Regions from separate parts of the Homo sapiens genome. Here region 1 is linked to region 2. A link is a contact called in ENCODE Hi-C data. All regions are on one chromosome and are shown on one strand. Each heading gives the region's core, a stretch centred on a gene start or an enhancer-like site at or near the end of the contact. The rest is flanking DNA. Distances are from core to core; before and after follow the strand shown.

What was found. A loop is a pair of places that touch in the nucleus more often than their neighbours do. Pooled maps may share reads with other maps.
Region 1: a loop to region 2 is called in a map of endothelial cell of umbilical vein, with 12 times the contacts of the local background. The contact joins two enhancer-like sites. A Hi-C loop is called at or near these places in 3 of 168 maps with a recorded cell type or tissue (ascending aorta, chondrocyte and endothelial cell of umbilical vein) and 4 of 50 pooled maps.

Annotation. Positions count from the first base shown.
Region 1 is chr3:171,872,699-171,877,449 of GRCh38, forward strand. TMEM212-AS1 (TMEM212 antisense RNA 1) reads right to left here. Exons shown (of 3, transcript NR_046852.1): 3 at 3,654-3,698. Among named protein-coding and RNA genes, the nearest start is that of TMEM212-AS1, 26 kb to the right of the region's middle. Within about 2 kb of position 1,678, at least 9 of the 41 ENCODE cell types and tissues checked have a DNase peak (open chromatin) inside an H3K27ac peak, as active enhancers do; they include ascending aorta and endothelial cell of umbilical vein, where a contact is called at or near this core.
Region 2 is chr3:172,315,511-172,320,493 of GRCh38, forward strand. The region is part of intron 11 of FNDC3B (fibronectin type III domain containing 3B); the gene reads left to right. Among named protein-coding and RNA genes, the nearest start is that of GHSR, 130 kb to the right of the region's middle. RefSeq lists an enhancer at 1-74. Within about 2 kb of position 2,586, at least 26 of the 41 ENCODE cell types and tissues checked have a DNase peak (open chromatin) inside an H3K27ac peak, as active enhancers do; they include ascending aorta and endothelial cell of umbilical vein, where a contact is called at or near this core.

The DNA of each region.
Region 1 (4,751 bases), core at 428-2,927, 440 kb before region 2:
TCCTAGACTCTCTGTCTCTTGTCTTTGGCACTCATGACAGTTTAATAGTTAGAAGGCACCTTCAAGGTCCGTTAGGCCAACTTCTCATCAAATGTCCCAAGGTCTATATGCCCCTTACAGTTCAGCCATTCCCAAGAGGCAACCCATTCAGCTATTAAGTAGCTCGAAATGTCCAGGTTCTTTCTTCATTTGGTTAGAGATCTGCTTCTTACATTCTTTATGTCTTGGTCCTGCAACTGTAGTTCTTTATAGCATAATGCAGTGGTTCTCAGATTGTGGTCCCCAGACCAGCAGCATCGGCATCACCTGGGAACTTGCATGAACTGGAAAGTGTGGGCTTGGGTCTCATCAATCTGGTTTAGGAAGTTGAACTCCAGATGACAATGATGCACACTAAAGTCTGGGATGCACAGATGTCCTATAGTAGAAAGTGGGTGGGGCTTTGGAATGAGGAACCCCTGGCCCAGAAACCCAGATCCTGGCCCTCTGTGATCTTAGGGCAACCCCTCAGTTTTCTCCTGGTCAGATGGAGCTGATGGGGGCAGCTAATTCACAGGCGTGCTGACAGAATTCAATGATACCCCATAGGTAAAGCACAGAGCAGAAAATCCAACATACTGTGAGCACTCAAAATCGGCGTGTAGTGTTATAGAGTCATGCAACGCATTTATTGGATGCCTTTGAGTAACAGTCTACATAGAGTCCATGCGTTTGATAATTAACAAGTTGAGAAAAAAGTTTACATATAACACTCTAGACATGAAACTGTTAAATACCTTCATTTTACAGATGAAAAATCCGATATTCAGAGAGGCTAAGTGACATGTTCAAAGGCACACAGCTGGTCCTACAATTGATGCCTTAGCAGCCTGAGCTCCAATTCTTGATAAAATGCCCAGTGGTCACCTTAAATTTCTTCAGAACAGAGTGGGATATAAATAAGAAAGCAAATATAAGCAAATAAATAACCAGAACACCCAATAATGGGTACGAATGCTCAAATAATGTGAGCATGATGCAGTTACTTGAGTCATTCTTCACTGGATTCCTGTGACATAAAAGGAAGTCCTGTGATTGGTGTCTGGAAGTCCTGTAAGTGCCTCCCAGCCCCTGGCTCTTCAGTCAACACATGTTTATTTGTCACTTTAATGGAGCAATAAAATATCTAGTCCTGGGTCTGGTGATTACACAAGTAGGGACTTCAAATGTGTCAGTATATTATCTGAATTACTTTAATATTTTTGTACACAATTCTGAGGAGTACAAACAGATACAAAACTTTTATGGTACCAAGTGAAGTAGTCCAGTACCATGTCTTTTAGGTTAACCGAAATCCCAGGTATAACATTAAAAATTATATTCAGATATCATGAAATATGTGGGGGTATTTCTTGCCCTTACAGTTAACAAGAAATGAAGAGTCATTTTGCTGTGCCCTTGCCTGGGAGAACTAAAAGGTTATTTCTTGCCTTCATATGCCACAAAAGTCTGTTTCACAGACTGGAAGGAATAAGCATCTTTACTTTAAACAACCTGCTTCCAGTTTTGTGTGGCTGTTGATATTATAGAACCAGTGGCAGAGGCCAAGGCAGGAAAATGGGCTGGGTTACTTATAACTCTTTGAATGTGGACACATCAGCTTGCGGGAAGGAAACTATTTAAAATGGGGCTTAGGGAAAGGGGGAAAAAAATCCCCTTTTCCCATATGAGATTCTTCCACGGTGTTGTCATGCAATCTTGAAAACCTCCATAGAACAGTAGATCACTCTCATTGGATATATGCAAATTTTCTGAGACCCAGTGGTTTCCTGCCAGGAAAAACTTATAATAACAGAGCAAGAATGCAATTTGAGCCCTTGCTTTCTGAAATCCCTGAAAGAACAGACTCATTCTTGACAGGGCAATTTCAGCCCTTGACATTCCAGGAAATAGCTCCATAATGTCATTTGGGCTGGGCTTGTAACCAGTCCTAAGATGTGGAGACACAAATGCAGCATGTAAGATTTCAAATATCAGTTCAGGGACCATTCTTGATTTTCACAGGGAGTTTAACAACAAAAACCACCAACAGAAGAAAACACAAGCAAGACATCCTAATTAAATTTAACATTGTCACTACTAATTAAACCCAATATAGGAAGAGGAAGGGTTTCTGCCAAGAAATTACAGACACATCCTGAAGCCTATTTCCTTTCCATTTCCTAGGTACTGGGTCCATGCCATAACCAGGATGTGACACCCAAACAAGACTGTATTTTGATCATTAATATATACGCATAAGTTAACCCCACCCTGGGGCCTCAAAGGCCTTTATGAGATGTGCTGGTCTTCGCATTTCGATGTGTTTCATTTTCTCTGGGTTCAGTACAGTTGAAAAAGGTTATGAGACTCAGGTTAAAAGTCAGGAAACGGATCAGGGCCCTATACTATGACATCATTTTCTTGCAATGCAATGAAGCAATGACATTTCCTGGAGGAAAAATTATTAGAGATGACAGGCAGCCTCAGTTATCTCCAATATTTGGAGTGGAAGGTGTCAAGCCTGCAAGCCTCCAGCTCCAGCCTCCTTCCCTGCTCTTCCTTGGCTGGGCCTTCTCAAAGGTGAAGCGAGAGAGAAAGAGAGAGCGAGAGACCAAGCCCACTTCCATTTTTTTTAATAGTCCTGGTATATTTTTAAATGAAGATATGCTAAAACTTAGTTATAAAAACTGTGTGATTTTTCATTATTAAAGCAATTAACACTCTACAACAAAAAATATGTGTAATATAAGCTTGCAATTTACAAAATAGTTTCCAGATTTATTTTTTAAAGTGACATCTAGGCAGAGCTACCTGGTATGACTGTGCAGGTCGACCAAGGGGAAGAGCGGGGATTAAAATCTGGTTCACAATTGCCAAACCTGGTGCAGGGCTGTATCTGCCTTTTTCTGATTCACACAAATGTTACACCACAAGTGATAGGTTGTCTTACAATAGGGCATAGGTTTAAGTGAACGATGAACCAGTTTCGTGCTTTCAATCTTAAGTATCTCTCTGACTGTAGGAATAACATATCTTGGGGGTATCTCCAGAAGTATAAATTTAGGGAGCTGCCTAATTGTGAGTCCTGGGACAAATGAGCCTCCTGGCAGGTCACCCCAGGCACATAGGGAATCTTTTCAGATTTACAAAAAGGTGGTGTTGATGAGACAACACAGGCTGTGTGAAACACGTGGTTTGGAGAACAGGAGCCCTGGGCTAGGTTTCAGCCTGGCCAGGTGCTTTTGTGCAAATTGTACAATTGTAGTGACACTACTGGCCTCCCATATGGTAGACCTTGACCTGGACTCCACATGCAGACGGACCTGCTCCAGCTCTTAAAAACCAGTTTAGAGACCTGAATCGAAGCCAGAAGAGTTTAAGGGCTTAAGTCAACACACTGAGACTCCACATCAAACCACTCTTGCTTCTCCATCTCTGCCTTTATGACTGGGTTTAGATAACTGGGCTTCTGCTACATACCTCTGTTCCAGTGTCTGGGTGCCCGATGAGTAATGCCCGAAACTGGGTGTCTAGTCCACTTACCATGCCCCTTCTGGGGACTGCAGGAATGTTCCATAAACAACAAACTGAGGGCTCCAGCCTTTGGACTCTTTTTTCTTCTACTTGTCCTCCCACTTGGATTCTCCTGGGAGTTAGCAGAATCCATCAAGCAATAACTGCAAACATGATAGAAGAGAACAACTCCTTAATACTTTTTTTCCATTTCAAAACAAACTACTAAGACACTTTTACTTCAGTGAACGAGAGCAAGCAGGGGTGAGAAGTTTCTATTGCAAAAAAAAAAAAATCAAAGTTATGACTTCAGAAATGTAAATTCCTAGTATCCTTGATAGATTTATATATCTAAGCAATGTTTCTAGATATTGTCCTAGGTTTGCCAAACAGATTTAAGCTCTCTATGGCAGTTGAGTGGCTAGGTGTCAGCCCTCACGAATCAAGAGTGCTTCTATAAATCATTTCACAGTAATTGGATGGGACTTGCAGTGACAAATATGCTCTTTCCTGGAGAAATTAGCGAATATCTGAAAGGCTTATATATTTCCCCAAGATTAGTCAAAACACAAGCCTAGTCGTCACACCTTTCCCTCATTATCCTGTGGTTGTTTTCTTAAATGTTGTGCGTCTTCATAAATGAGTCACTCTTTCCAAGATCTGTCAAAAGTATCAGTGGTTATAAGGCTGGGAAGCATACCAACCCTAGAAAGAAGTACAGAACTTTCAGTTATAGGCAAGAATGTAAAATGTCCAGAATTACTAGCGTTTTATTACTTTGCCAAATTTGCATTCTTACACCATTGAATCATTCCTTTTTAAGGATTCTTTTTCCTATAGTTAAACCTAGGAGGGAGAAAAAGGTATTTATTTTGCATGATATATTCGTATAGTTACAAAATCTGGAGCCTGTATTTTTTACCATTTGAATAATGCTTCTGCTTGCCCATACATGTTGAAAGTGTTGTTTAACTTAAATATACAGATCAGACTTAGTTTAAGAATCTACCCTTTCACCTTGCTCTAGGCAAGGAGAAAGATCAAAACTTCCTATATTTTTAAAGATGACCCGGTCTTTGTTTTGAACACTTCTCACATCTCCTGTTTGTAGAAGCTCCTGCAAAGACTGCATTGTTTTTCTATTCTATAAATCTATTTCTTAAAAATAAGACTTGCATTGCTCATTCGACATCCTAGAAGATATAATTTACCTATGA
Region 2 (4,983 bases), core at 1,336-3,835:
GACTCGTGAGCTTTAGTGTTTAGAGCCATGGGGTTTAATAACTGACCCCGCATTTTTGTAGATTTTTAGCCGCTTTCCTCCTTCAGGAGACACCCCATTAGGAGCAGAAAGGCAGAAGGTCATTTTCAAGTCTTTTTCACTTGAACGTTAGATGAGTCACATCACATTTTTATTTCAGTGTCCCCGCCCCCGTGTTTACACTTTAATCTACAAGCACTTGTCATTCTGATGGGTAGCAGAAAGCAGATCAGAAGCTCCTAAAAAGGAGCTTGGTTAACAGCAAAACAATGACTAGATGCTAGATTTTTCAAGGTATAGGTTCTTTCCACAATGGAGAGTCAGTGAGAGGGGGAAGGCGGACACCATGCTTGAGACACTATACCCGTTGGCCGCACCCACACTAATCCCTTTGACTGCCCATCTTTTTTGGGCACCCTTCCAAGCTACATTGACCCTGCATTGCTTCTCTTTTCCTTCTTCTTTCTTCTTCTTTTTTTTTTTTTTTTTTTTTTTTGAGATGGAGTTTTACTCTTGTTGCCCAGGCTGGAGTGCAACGGCACAATCTCAGCTCACTGCAACCTCTGTCTCTCAGGTTCAAGCGATTCCCCTGCCTCGGCCACTCGAGCAGCTGAGATTACAGGCGTCTGCCACCACACCCAGCTAATTTTTATATTTTTAGTATGTTTCACCATGTTGGCCAGGATGGTCTCCAACTCCTGACCTCAGGTGATCACCCAGCTCAGTTTCCCAAAGTGCTGGGATTACAGGTGTGAGCCACCATGCCCAGCCCTGCTTCTTTTCTTGATGACATATCACTATCTAGCAGAGGTGGGAGTTTTTCTCTAGAAGAAGCTATGGGAGAAGGATTGAGGATATAGAGGGCTCTAGGTTAGGGAAGGGCTTTTAGGAAAAAAAAAACTAGGAACCTCTGGGTTGAGTCATTCATAAATGTCTGCCCAGTCTGTTTTAATGTTCCTAAACAGATCGTGATCTGGCCTTATTCTTGAAAACTTGAGTAAAGGAGTGAATTTTAATGGGCAAATAAGAACTTTTTATTTTAGAAAAAATTAGTTACATAAAGAAAGTATTTATGCAAAGTTGGCTTGTTTTAAGTTCTGCCTTAAGATATTGTTTTAATTTGAACCATACAGAACACTAACTGGTGCTGCTGCAGCTGTCAGAACAAATACAGGTCACCTAAGATCTTGCTATGAATATGTGGCATGGATTCATATTGATGATATATATCAATGATATGATGTTTATCTAAAGAAACCTGAATTAATCGTCTCAGCTTTGTCTCTGTCTTCATCCATTTTGTGCTGCTGTAACAGAATACCTGAGACTGGTTACTTTATAAAGAACAGAGATGTATTTCTTACAGTTCTGCAAGCTGGGAAGTTCAAGGTCAAGGACTTGTATCTGGCAAGGGCCTTCTTGCTGTGTCCTCCCATAATAGAAGACAGGAGGGCAAGACAGCGCAAGCGTGAGAGAGGGAAGGGAACCAAACTCGTCTTTTTATCAGGAACCCACTCCTGTGATAACAAACTCACTCCTGTCAAAATGGCAATGCATTTGTGAGGATAGAGCCCTTGTGACCTAATCACCTTTTCAAGGAAAAAAAAATGACCACCTCTCAACATGTTGCATTGGGGATTAATTTTCTTTTTCTTTTTTTCTTTTTTTTTTTTGAGACAGAGTCTTGCTCTGTCGCCCAGGCTGGAGTGCAGTGGTGCGATCTCAGCTCACTGCAACGTCTGCCTCCCGGGTTCACGCCTTTCTCCTGCCTCAGCCTCCCGAGTAACTGGGACTACAGGCGCCTGCCACCACGCCCAGCTAATTTTTTTGTATTTTTAATAGAGACGGGGTTTCACCATGTTAGCCAGCATGGTCTCGATCTCCTGACCTCGTGATCCGCCTGCCTCGGCCTCCCAAAGTGCTGGGATTACAGGCGTGAGCCACCACGCCCGGCCGGGGATTAATTTTCTAACACATAAACATGGGGGACACATTCAAACCATAACAGTTTCTAGTTACTCATGGTATACCCCAAGCAGGTAATTTAACGCCTTAGCCTCGGCCTTTCCACTGGAAAAACAGTGTCAGTTATCTCACGGGTACGTAAGACTGAATGAGATAAGTTGGACAACAGCCGATTCAGTGTAACGATTGTTCCATATTGTTGATATAAGTTTACCTAAGCAGATGCTAAGATCTGAGATAGGGACAGTCAACAATTAGAACAATCATGTATAAGGAATATGACATTCTTCTGTCAGGAACTTAAACAAGAGCCCTGAGGTTTATGTCACTTGTTTGAACTAAATAAAAACTGATGTTAGTGCTATCGATGGATGTTAACTTGCTATTAGCCTAACTTCTGGACATGACATGCAGGGCACAGAATAACCAGAAAAAGCACTTTGTGGGAATGTGACTACTGGAGTCCCCAAAAACCTTCCTCACTTGTGACCCAGCTAGCCCAAAAGGAAGTTCACATCTGGATACACAGAATAACCAGAAAAAGAGCTTTGTGGGAATGTGACTACTGGAGTTCCCAAAAACCTTCCTTACTCATGACTCAGCTAGCCCAAAAGGAAGTTCACATTTGGTTTCCCTGGTGACTAATGAGCCAACACAGCTGTAAAACACAGTGGACTAAGAATGAAACAGATGCCACAGAAATCAGGGGAAGCATAATTAAAAGTTGAGAGAGGAGAAAAGGCCAGCAGCCGGTAGAACCCATGCCCCTGGGGAGCCATTAGCAGGTCAGGCCAGGCCAGGCAGGCCCAGCAGTCCTGTCACAGAAACCTCCTGAAGCAGGTGGCCAGCCCCAGATTGCAGCTTCTTGGACTTCTGTATCATTCAGGAGGAGCCTTGTTTAGGGATTGAGTTGGCCCCGTAGAAGATAATCAGTAAGAGATCAATTAATCAGACTCCTGCTTAGCTCAAGTGTTGAATAGTTCATATGGATGATCTCTCATAATCCTTCTGAGTGAATTTGCACAAACCTTTTCTGGTTAGATAACAACTGTTCTGAGAATGAAGGGAATGGAGCAGCTACAAGCACAGTAATTAACTAGGTCCCACAGCATGGATGAAGAGAGCCCCCTGAGAATTTGCTTGACTCCAGCTCTCTAAGGTGCCACACTGCCTTAGGGTGGACAGTGTGTTGGTTGGTTTCATGACAAAAGCCAGGAAGGTCAGCTTTCATTCCCCTGCCCAGGCCCACATGCACTTTGGTCATTCTTGGCAACTGTGGGGATTGGAAAGTGGGGTTCTAAGTTCATTTTGGCTCTGTCCATCAGAGACCATCTTTCACATGAGTGCCCACTGCCATGTCTTACGGTTGTTTCAGAAAGCCAAGAGAATTGCTGCCCCACTATAGCTGCTATTGAAGGAAACTAAGCCAGGAAGGATTGAATAACTCAGAGGCATCTTTAGGTGCCACTTCATGATTAAAAGGAGCCCCCTCTTTTAGGGACCTCAGTCTCAGAGATCCACACACCTGTAGCAGATTCTCTGCCTTCTCTCTTTTACCATTTCTCGCATGTGTACATGATGAGGTTGTGTGTTTGGGAAGCAAACTTGATGTGGAGCTTCTTGCTGAGGCTAAATTATAAATCTCCTCTTGGTTCCTGACACCTGATTTATCAACTCGCCTTTGTCATGGCTTCTCATCGTGAGCTGGAAGAAGACTGCCTTGGGCCTTCACTAGGTGGATGGACCAACCCCATCCATCCCTTGGTTCATTTGTAAATTGTACTAACAGTCTGTTCTGAAATTAGGCCCTCGGCTCCCTTGCTCCCCCTTCCCTGAGACAGTCTTAACACATCGATCCTCTCAAAGCATTTGAAAACAGATGAACCTCAATATTTGGAGAAATACATAGGAAAATTTTCTTTGTGTGTTTGTTTAAACCAGAAGACCTAGTGATCATCCTTGGCTATTTCAGGCAGCCAAGCCTCCCCTCTTACAGAAAAGCTAGTGTGCTGAGGGATAAAATGCCTCCCTGTTTATTTGGTAACATGGAACCACAAATCATCCCACCCACTTTTCTTACCTTTGAAACATCCTCTGTGCCAGAGCGTGCAATAAAATGAAAGAGGCGTCCCTGGGGGAAGAGTGGGGTTTGGCACGAGGAACTTCTGAGTCCACCCAAATGCAGAGTGTCCCTCCCTCCCTGTTAGGAGCCTCTTATATATGGTTATGCTGAACACATACGTGCTCTTTTATTTCTGAAGCCAACATTGGTCTTTGATGTTGCCTAGGATCAGCCGGTGCTGGAACAGCTTCTAAATATAGACACTCTAGCAGACTAAATCTTAGAGTCTGGCCGTAGTTCAGTTGGCCAGTGCAACTTTATTTTTTATGTATTGTTGCCGTTTCTGACAGGTTGAACTATACTATTAACAGAGAATGGCCAGCCCAGAATCCTTCAGCCCATGTCTGGATTCAGCAGCCATGGGCCACAAGCACGTGACAACTGATAACCAAATTCATGGAACTTATTTAGCAGACAGTCATCAAACCTGGTAAGAGCAGCTCAGGAAGGCAGCAGGCATGGCTGTGGAAGAATCTGAAAGAGGCCGGGCTCAGTGGCTGACACCTGTAACCCCAGTACTTTGGGAGGCCGAGGCAGGTGGATCACCTGAGGTCAGGAGTTTGAGACCAGCCTGACCAACATGGTGAAACCCTGTCTCTACTAAAAATACAAAAATTAGCCGGGCATGGTGGCGCACTCCTGTAATCCCAGTTGCTTGGGAGGCTGAGGCAGGAGAATCGCTTGAACCTGGGAGGCGGAGGTTGAGGTGAGCCGAGATCATTCCACTGCACTCCAGCCTGGGTGACAGGGTGAGACTCTGACTCAAAAAAAACAAAAAAATCTGAAAGAGAAGGAGGACAGTGGAAAGATACCACACATCAAGAAAACATCAGGAGGAGTAAGTCACAAGACCAAAGGGAGAAAGTTCACCATGAATT